Regions from separate parts of the Homo sapiens genome. Here region 1 is linked to region 2. Evidence: chromatin contacts called from ENCODE Hi-C or POLR2A ChIA-PET data. All regions are on one chromosome and are shown on one strand. Each heading gives the region's core, a stretch centred on a gene start or an enhancer-like site at or near the end of the contact. The rest is flanking DNA. Distances are from core to core; before and after follow the strand shown.

Evidence for each region. A loop is a pair of places that touch in the nucleus more often than their neighbours do. ChIA-PET counts read pairs that join two places held with the same protein, here RNA polymerase II (POLR2A). Pooled maps may share reads with other maps.
Region 1: a loop to region 2 is called in a map with no recorded cell type, with 3 times the contacts of the local background. The contact joins two enhancer-like sites. A Hi-C loop is called at or near these places in 5 of 37 single-sample maps with no recorded cell type and 3 of 50 pooled maps. POLR2A ChIA-PET finds 5 or more read pairs at or near these places in 1 of 52 experiments (Caco-2).

Annotation. Positions count from the first base shown.
Region 1 is chr20:54,016,095-54,020,946 of GRCh38, reverse strand. The region is part of intron 4 of BCAS1 (brain enriched myelin associated protein 1); the gene reads left to right. Among named protein-coding and RNA genes, the nearest start is that of MIR4756, 50 kb to the left of the region's middle. Within about 2 kb of position 2,931, at least 3 of the 41 ENCODE cell types and tissues checked have a DNase peak (open chromatin) inside an H3K27ac peak, as active enhancers do.
Region 2 is chr20:53,827,632-53,832,306 of GRCh38, reverse strand. No RefSeq gene overlaps it. Among named protein-coding and RNA genes, the nearest start is that of BCAS1-AS1, 86 kb to the left of the region's middle. RefSeq lists a cis regulatory region at 2,128-2,141 and enhancers at 2,063-2,207, 3,474-3,583. Within about 2 kb of position 2,751, at least 29 of the 41 ENCODE cell types and tissues checked have a DNase peak (open chromatin) inside an H3K27ac peak, as active enhancers do.

The sequences.
Region 1 (4,852 bases), core at 1,682-4,181, 190 kb before region 2:
CTGTGACCCCATAGTAAGAACTAGATTTTACTTGAGCTGATATACATGCGCATACATGAAACAAAGAATTCATGAAGTAATACTATTCTTGCAGCATGTAACACCTGCAGGGATTTTGTATTCTTTTCTATTCTGTTTGATTTGTTTACTGCTGGTTTTGACCCACTACCTTATTTTTAAATCTGCTAATGATCACAGTCTGAAATTTGGAGAACGCTGTTCTGTTATCTGACCACTTCGACACATTGAGACAGTTATCTTAAGAGACGTGACCATTTTTTATGCAACTGAGTATTCCCAATGCCTAGCACAATGGCTGGCACATGTTGGCATCCAATAATGTTTGTTAAATGAACCTGACAAGAATAAGGGTGGTACACGTCATGGTTCAACTTTTCAGACTGTTAGGATGTATTATTGCAACGTCATTATCTGCTCTGCCTAACACAAGTTGAAATAGAAAGTCATTGCAAAATATGTGGTGTATACGATTTCACTTAAACTTTAGAATCATAGTACAAGTCTACATTTGTACTATCTACTTGGTATTTTAAATTTGGTCTTTAACATGTCATGGCGTTAATCCATTGAAATATCTAGTAAATTGTTTTTTGCAATTAATTTGTAAAATAAATTTTGAGTTATCATTCCCTCTGGTATTGTCCCATCTGACTCGCCCCCTCAGAAGTTGTAACGGCTATAACTTATCAAGTTTACTAAGTCACGGAGAGGTAAAGTAACTTGTGCAAATCATAGTGCTAGAAAGTGGCAGGGTGGAAATTGGTCACCGATGCCCACACACTTAACCACTGTGCCTATAGGTTCAAAGAGATGAAACACTTTAAAACTTTTGAAACATCTTATATCTTTAAAAAATTCTAAAGTTAGTTGTATTAGTCAGGGTTCTCCAAAGGGACAGAACTAATAGGATAGACGTATATGTGAAAGGGAGTTTATTAAGGAGAATTGCCTCACATTATCACAAGGTGAAATCACACTATAGGCCGTCTGCAAGCTGAGGAGGTAGGAAGCCAGTAGTGGCAGAAGTTCAAAAGCCTCAAAAGTGTGGAGGCCGACAGTGCAGCCGTCAGTCTGTGGCCAAAGGCCTGAGAGCCCCTGGCAAACCACTGGTGTAAGTCCAGGAGTCCAAAGGCCAAAGTACCTGGAGTCTAACGTCCAAGAGCAGGAAGCATCCAGCACAGGACAAAGATGAAGGCTGGAAGACTCAGCAACCCAGCTTATCCCACCTTCTTCCACCTGCTTTGTTCTAGCCATGCTGCCAGCCGATTGGAAGGTGCCCACCCACATTGAGGGTGGGTCTTCTTCTCCCAGTCCGCTGACTCAAATGTTAATCTCCTCTGGCAACACCCTCATAGACACACCCAGAAACAATACTTTACCAGCCATCTAGGCATCCTTCAATCCAATCAAGTTGACACCTAATGTTAACCAGCGTGATAGTACTTTCCAAGTTGGTCTGTGGAACGTTAGTCCAATAAGATGGGCCTAGAAATAGGGCTCTGCTATGGAATAGTTTCAGAAAATCTATTTGCTTTATAGTCTCTACTGAAGATTCACAATGGACATCCACCTACTAAAGGCTCTGAGAAGTCCTGCAGCAAGCACGCCTGTTTCACTTTGTTTAACCAAGTGTTTCTCAAACTTAATCATCCATGTAGCTGTTGGGCCTCTAACAAGGTAGCTCAATTTTCCAAGGAATGGTTCTTCTAGAGAACGTTGAGCTAGGCATTTAGACCAGAAGTTGTATGATGTTGGCTGTGGGTTTGAAGAAGTAAAATAAAATAAAAAACATAAACCAGAAGTTGAAAACTAGCCATCTGTAGAAGGCCTCTAGCCAGAGATGCATCTTACTTGGCCTACATAGTGTTTTAAATAATATTTTAATTAATTAATTATATTTTTGAATTAACAAAGTTGATGATATTTTAAAGCAATAATATGTCAATACAATTCTATATTTCAGACTTCCCCATAATGGGTAGTTTTGCCCTATATTTCCAGACAGAATGTGAGTTGTGACTGTCCCTTAAGATGGGGCACCCACTCTCCAGTTCACCAAATGATTCCCAGCAGCGCAGCCATGTAGGTTGTCCTTCGTCATAACACTTGCATTGGTATTTTTCTTGGGTACAGTTGAGAATCAAGTAAATACACCCATCATGGACCACTTTACTTCCTTCATCCTTCATAGCACTTATCAGAATTTGAAGCTACTTAGATGACCATCTGTCATTCCAGCCTGAGAGTCAATCAGGCAGCCAGTGTTAAGCAATATATAAAAGGGGTGGGAGGCTGGGCGCGGTGGCTCACGCCTGTAATCCCAGCACTTTGGGAGGCCGAGGCAAGTGGATCACGAGGTCAGGAGATCGAGACCATCCTGGCTAACACAATGAAACCCCGTCTCTACTAAAAATACAAAAAATTAGCCAGGCGTGGTGGCGGGCGCCTGTAGTCCCAGCCACTCGGGAGGCTGAGGCAGGAGAATGACAGAGCGAGACTCTGTCTCGAAAAAAAAAAAAAAAAAGTAAGTGGATACTTTCATTTATTCATGCAACAAATATGAGTATTTCCTTTGTGCCAGGAATGATTTTAGATTCCCCAGCAGGTAGAACAGTGTACTTCATGGGAGCTTTCCTTCTAGTGGAGAGACCAACAATTTAAAAAAGAAAGAGAATTAACAAGCAAACACTTCCAGAGTTTAGAAAGAGCTCTGAGTGAAATAAACAGAGTTTTGAGATAGAAAGTAGACAGGAGAGTGAAAATCACAACTGGGTGAGGAACAGAAACAGAGAAGTGTTTAAACAGTCAGTGAATAGCATGTGACTTTTTCTTTCTTTCTTTGCACGGGCCAAACAATTCTTAGAAAGTCTGCAACCTAATTCTGGCAGCATTCAAAACTGTTTTCTCGCTTTGGGGAAGTGTTTGTTAAATAGATGACGAATGTGTTCTAGGCTGTGGATTATTAGTTTTTTGTATTTAAAGGCAGGTTTTCTGGTGTGGTTTTTGTTTGTTTTTTGTTTTTGTTTGTTTGTTTTCCGTAACATTGGGTATTTTTCCTTTAGTAAATGTGAAATGCTGTCACCAGTCTGGAAGGTTGTGCTTGTTAGGAACTAATCATGGAACAGAAGAATCTTCCACAAATCCCTTTTGCCCAGTGTGGCTTACCCTGGGAATCACTCTTCACTCACTCTGCCTGCAGCAGTATTTTTCCATTTTAAATCACACATATTGGCCGGGCGTGGTGGCTCACACCTATAATTTCAGCAGTTTGGGAGGCTGAGGCAGGAGGATCACTTGAGACCAGGAGTTCAAGACCAGCCTGGCCAACATGGTGAAACTCCATCTCCACTAAAAATACAAAAATTAGCCAAGCATGGTGGTGCACGCCTATAATCTCAGCTACTCAGGAAGCTGAGGCATGAGAATCGCTTGAACCTGGGAGATGGAGATTGCAGTGAGCCGAGATCGCACCACTGCACTCCAGCCTGGGCAACAGAGCGAGACTCCACCTCAAAAAAAAAAAAAAGAAAAGAAAAAAAATCACACATAAGGGAACTATACTTAAGAGTGTGCCAACTCATGTGTCCTTAGGACTATCCCCAAAGCAAAGCCTGCTGCCAAAAGGGAAACAAGAGAAGAACATTTTATTGCTTAATTCTCTACCCACATTTTACTTGCCATTGGAACTCAAGTTGACAAATTCACTTACCCCTCAAGCAGAGGAGTTGCTGAGGGAGAAAAGAGAAAATGTACACTAGCTTTATATGGGAAGCAAGTGTGCGTTGCTTTCTTAGATAGATTTCTTTCCCCCCTCCCCCTATGTGAACAACAGACAATGCTTTATTTAATCTTACAAATGTAACATCTCCACATCAGTTAATAACTATGGATTAATGATGATGTACCATGCTAAGGCCCTGGGCTAGACTTCTGCTACCCCCGTGTGAGATGAGCCTTAAGTATCCTGAGGTTATGTCCACAGGGTAGTAAAACAGGTAGTGATGTTGTGATTTACAGTAGAGAGTATCACACTGGATAATTGGTCCAACCCGGCTTGGTTCAATTAGTATAAGCAGCTGAAATTAACATTGCCTCTCTCTTCCCCAAAAGAGGAAGAAAAATGGCTAAGTGGAACATTTTTATATCTGTGTTATCCAGACTCAATTTCCATCTCAGAAAAGATGCCAGAGGACAATGGAAATCTAGATTTCTTGGTTTTATATTTTCATGTTATTTTATTTCCCTCTGAAGTCTTAGATAATTTCTTAATCAACTACCTGGACCACTAAGAAGCTTGTTTCCACCGTGGCGCTTTGGCAGTATGCAATTTTAAAGTCTTCAAACACACATGCTTTCTGAATGAGCAAATCTGCATTTAAGAATTTATTGATTGATAGGTCAGGAGGGTGACTATAGTTTACTGTACATTTCAAACTAGCTAGAATAGAATAAGTCGAATGTTTTTAGCATGAAGAGAAGACAAATATTTGAAGTGATGAATATCCCAAGTACACGAATTTGATCTTTACAAATTACATGAATGTATTAAATTATCACACGTACCCCAAAATTATGTACATCTATTATGCATCAATAAAAAATGTTTAAAAATAATGTATTGAGAACATGATCAATATTTTATGCATGGGGCTTTAAAAAATTTCCAGTATTGTCTGTAAGAAAAAAAGCTGAAATGATCCAATAGGTCTTTCATATTGATTGTGGCACACCCTTACACTAGACACCGTAAACGAGGGTGACATAAAAATAGAATTGGTCAGGTGAAGAAAGTGATAGTATAATGTTAAATGAGAAAAGCAGATTTCAAAAT
Region 2 (4,675 bases), core at 1,502-4,001:
AAAAAATATGCAAGAATGGAACTTTAATGAATCCATTCAGAGGGGTGTGTGGGCAGAGAGTCACCACGGGATATGGTATCTGGCTTTTCCCAGAAAAACTAGTTCAATGACAAAACAAATGATCATAGTGACATTCTTTGCATTTTGATATTCTTAGATTGGTGGGCAAGAAGGAAACATTAGGAAAAAGAGAAAAACTACAGTCATTGCAACATGCTGGAAGGCATTGAATACACAGACCTTTGGCTAAACAGTTGTGGTCTTTATAATTTTAACATTCATTTGCTACTTCATTGACTATTTACTATGTCTTTAGTGTGTGTGCGTCAATGCTCTAGGGAACAAAACAAAGTTGCTGACCACCTGGAGTTTATAGATGAGCCACGCAGGCTGATATGGTAGCCACAGGCCTCAAGTGGCCACTGAGCACTTGAATGGGGCTGGTCGGGACTGAGATATGCTGTGAGAGTAAAACACACACTGGATTTCAAAGACTTAGTTCAAAAAATGAATAAAAAATATCTCATTAACAATTATTTTATGTTGATTACATGTTAAAATGATAATATTATGGACATACTGGGTTTAATGAAACACTACTATTATAATAAATATAATAGTATTCATTTTCTTTTTACCTTCTTTTTTTTTTTTGAAATGAGGTCTCACTCTGTCATCCAGGCCGGAGTGCAGTGGTATGATCACGGCTCACTGCAGCCTTGACCTCCCTGAGATCAAGCGATCCTCCCACATAAGCCTCCTGAGTAGCTGGGACTACAGGTGTGTACCATCATGCCCAGCTAGTATAATTTTTGTATTTTTAGTAGAGATGGAGTTTCATCATGTTCCCCAGGCTGGTCTCGAACTCCTGAGCTCAAGCTCTCTGCCTGCCTTGGCCTCCCAAAGTTCTGGGATGACAGGAGTGAGCCACCACGCCTGACCTCTTTTTACTTTCTTAATATGACTCCTAGAAAATTTTAAATTTCCTGTGTGGCTTGCATTATATTTCTGTTGGGTAGCACTGTCCTAGAGGTGTATAAGCTAGTAAATAATACATATATTAATATAATACTTCATAGTGATGAATGCTTTGAAGAAAGTGAACAGGACAAGAAAATGGAGCCATATGGGAGGTGAGGGCTCTGGCAGTATTTCATAAGGGGCTTCCATGGAAGTCTTTTCTGAAGAGGTAATATTTGATTATCCAAAGATGCAAGGTCGGGCATGGTGGCTCATGCCGGTAATCCCAGCATTTCGGGAGGCCAAGGTGGGCAGATCACCTGAGATCATGAGTTCAAGACCAGCCTGGCCAATATGGCAAAACCCCGTCTCTACTGAAAATACAAAAACTAGCTGAACATGGTGGCACATGCCTGTAATCCCAGCTACTTGGGAGGCTGAGGCACGAGAATCGCTTGAACCTGGGAGGCGGAGGTTGCAGTGAGCCAAGATCACGCCACTCTGGCCAAAAAAAAAAAAAAAAAAAAAATGCAGATAAATCTTGATTCCTAGAGAAATTGCTTAGACTCTGTTTTTTCATTGTGTCACCAGCTAAAATAGTCAACGAATAATCATAGAGAAACTGAGGGGGTTAAAAAATGTGGAAATAGTTTGTACCTTCTTCTGTGATGGCCTGACAGGCTTACAAGCCAGGAATAATTATTTTTCTCTTGTAAACAGTCAGCAAATGTTCAGAGAACCATCTTATTTAGGCACAAGTAATAAAAATCTTACAAATAGATTTTTCCTTCCCTGTAGCTATTTGTAGCTACATTATCCGTTTTTATTTATTTCTGATAAAACAACACCCATGTCTGATGATGGAGGGGGGTGGGGAAACCATAAGCAGAACTTCATGTTCCTCAAGGGTCTAGCTTAATTCCAAACAATAATTGTGTTTCCTGTCTCAGCAGGATAAATGTACAGCACAGGAAATTCTGTATAGAGTGGGCAGAGGCACTTTTCAAATTTCCCATATGAAGAGTATGCTATTATTGGAGTAGGGTAATTTGAGCACCTCTCACAAGTATAGTATAAAAAGTTAAACCCAGATTAGAGAGTTCTGCCCAGGGGAAACGAAAGTAAACAAAAATTGAAGCAGTGAACTGTTGAAACTCTAAATGCCGTTGAACTTTGAGCATGAAGAAGCCCTCCAAACAGCCCGTGCACACAGTCAGAGAGCTGTTGTTAACTCAGATTCTATCATTTACAGGTGCCCCATGTTCATGACATGTTAATTAGGCTTGACAATAAACTCAGCATTTGTTTCATATTAGAACAATGAGATTTTATACATGACTCAAGGGCTATATTTAGTGAATTCAAATCCAATAAAATAAATTATTTCAATGCTTCTACATTCATATTTGGGAACCCTAAGTATACCACAGATCATATCATGCTGTTGACACCAAACCTCACGCACCAAAACCTTGAAATAGACCAGATAACCTAAACTGTGGGAATTAGGACTGTTCCTACCACTTAAGAAAGAGTTCTCCTGCGTTTGCTATATTTCCAGAACTTGGCTTTACATGAATCAAAGACATGAGATCTCTTCCCCCATTCTCCACTTACTCCCCAAATGAAAAGAAAATGAAAGAAAGGCCAAAGAGTATTTTCTTTATTTTCTAAAATTATTTCCAACTTTTCCTAGTGACTCTTAAAAATAGAAATGTGGCCAGTGGCTTACTGGTCGGATCCTGAGCCGATGATTCATTGCCATGAGACGTTATTTCGTGAGACATTCTCTAAGGGAATCCAGGGAAAGAATTCTGTCCTAGTCACTCACATATTATGCTTTTAAGAATGAGGTGTGGCCAGAGTTCTCAGAGATCCTTGAAGAGAAAATTATTTTCATTGTTTTTTCTGTTTGTTAGCACTTTAAAACTTAAAAACAGTTGGGATAATTCTACTCACTGTGTGGGGGACAGCATGGTGTGTTTGAAGACGTGCCCGGAAGAGCACAAAAAGTGACTCTTTCTCTCCCCCATACCACACACTCAAATATATGTCACCTCTCTATCTCACTCACGATTCACGCATCTGCAAAAGTTCACAGATAGCAAATTGGCTCTCCAATCAAAATAACAATGCCAGTAAAGAAACCTCAAAGGGTCCAGAAACAAACATTCAAACAACAGGGTCCTACGAAAATTTCATTAGAGAGGAAATAGGTCCTTAGAACAGAACAAAACTAAACAGAAACTCTGAAGGAAGATGAGAAAGAATACTATGAATGTGGTTAGCTAGAAAGCTATTCAACAGCTTCCTTGCTTCCCTAATATCCAGCTGCAGGAATATGCCAAGGGGAGAAAAAAAAATCTTTCTTAGTCCTACTAAACGTAGGAAAAGTGCTATTCTGACTCCAAAGCTGAGCTGTAGATGGCAGTGAGTGGGTGGGAAGGGAATGTGAGCCGTCCCTAACAACAACAGAAAGCCTTCTGCTAGTATCCGTTCCCAAACTATAAACACTCAGAGACTCCTCGCCAAGCACATAATAAAAATTTCACCTCCCCCCCCAACCATGGTTTCCTGTAGTTTGTACTATTCAAATGCAAATTGTGATGAATATCAGCGTGGACTCTCCAACTTAAAGAACTCTGATTTTTTTTTTCATAAGTATCCAAAGCTTCCCACTGAGAAGAAAGCATCATTTAGGAGATACTCAACTGGTTGAGAAATATATGTGCTTATTTTAGAATTGGCACAAGAATATGTAAAATGATCCACTGATAATGATCACCCTAAGGGATGTCACACCCAAACGCCTATTTTTGCAAACAGAAAAGGAACAAATACAGCATTCTTTACTGAAAACTCTAAAGGAGATCCTGCACCATAAATTACAGACCTAATCTAAGAGTCAAGCAATGTTTACTCTAAAAGGTGACATTCCGAAATTTTCCTACAATCGGATTAGATGGAAGAGCACATTGTCTTTCTTTCACTTGGGAAGTAAGCCCTACCATAATTCTCTTTTAAGGGATGAATCATAGAGCCCCCACATCTGACAATGGATTAAGTCATTTGTTTTGTTTCTGGGATATATTCTACCCTTCACTACAACTGGGATCTACAATTTGTTCTAACATTTTCTGGCAATTTCTGATTTGTTCAGACAAAGACCAGAAGCTTAAGTCCCACGGAATTAACTGGTTGGATTATTACCAAGGTGGAACAGAGCCAGAAGGTTGAGAACATACACATCGTGTGCTCTTGGGACATAATATCTGCCTTCGCAAGGATGGTATCATTTCTCAGCCTCTCACCCACCAGTTAGCTCAACGAACTGGAAATGTTTTTCTTTCCTTTCCCTTTTTTTTCCCTAATTTTTTAACAGCAGGAACAGAATAAACTGGTAATAAATCAGGCAAGCAATATTTTTTTTTTTGCTTCTTGGAACATACTAGAAAATAATAGTAACTTATTTGTTACAACACTTATATCTCTACATTAACCAACAAGCCAAAAAGAAGATGAAAGAAAAAATTAAGAAGAGACAAAGAGGGAGGAGGATGGGGAGGAAGAAAGAAGGAGGGAGGGAGGGACAGAGGGAAGGAGGGAGGGAGGGAAGAGGGAGGGAAGAAGAAAGGAAGGGAGGAAATTTTCTGATTCTAAAAAATCAGAAGTCACCAAAGTAGCTTTCATATTCAACTAATTGAAGAGTATGTTT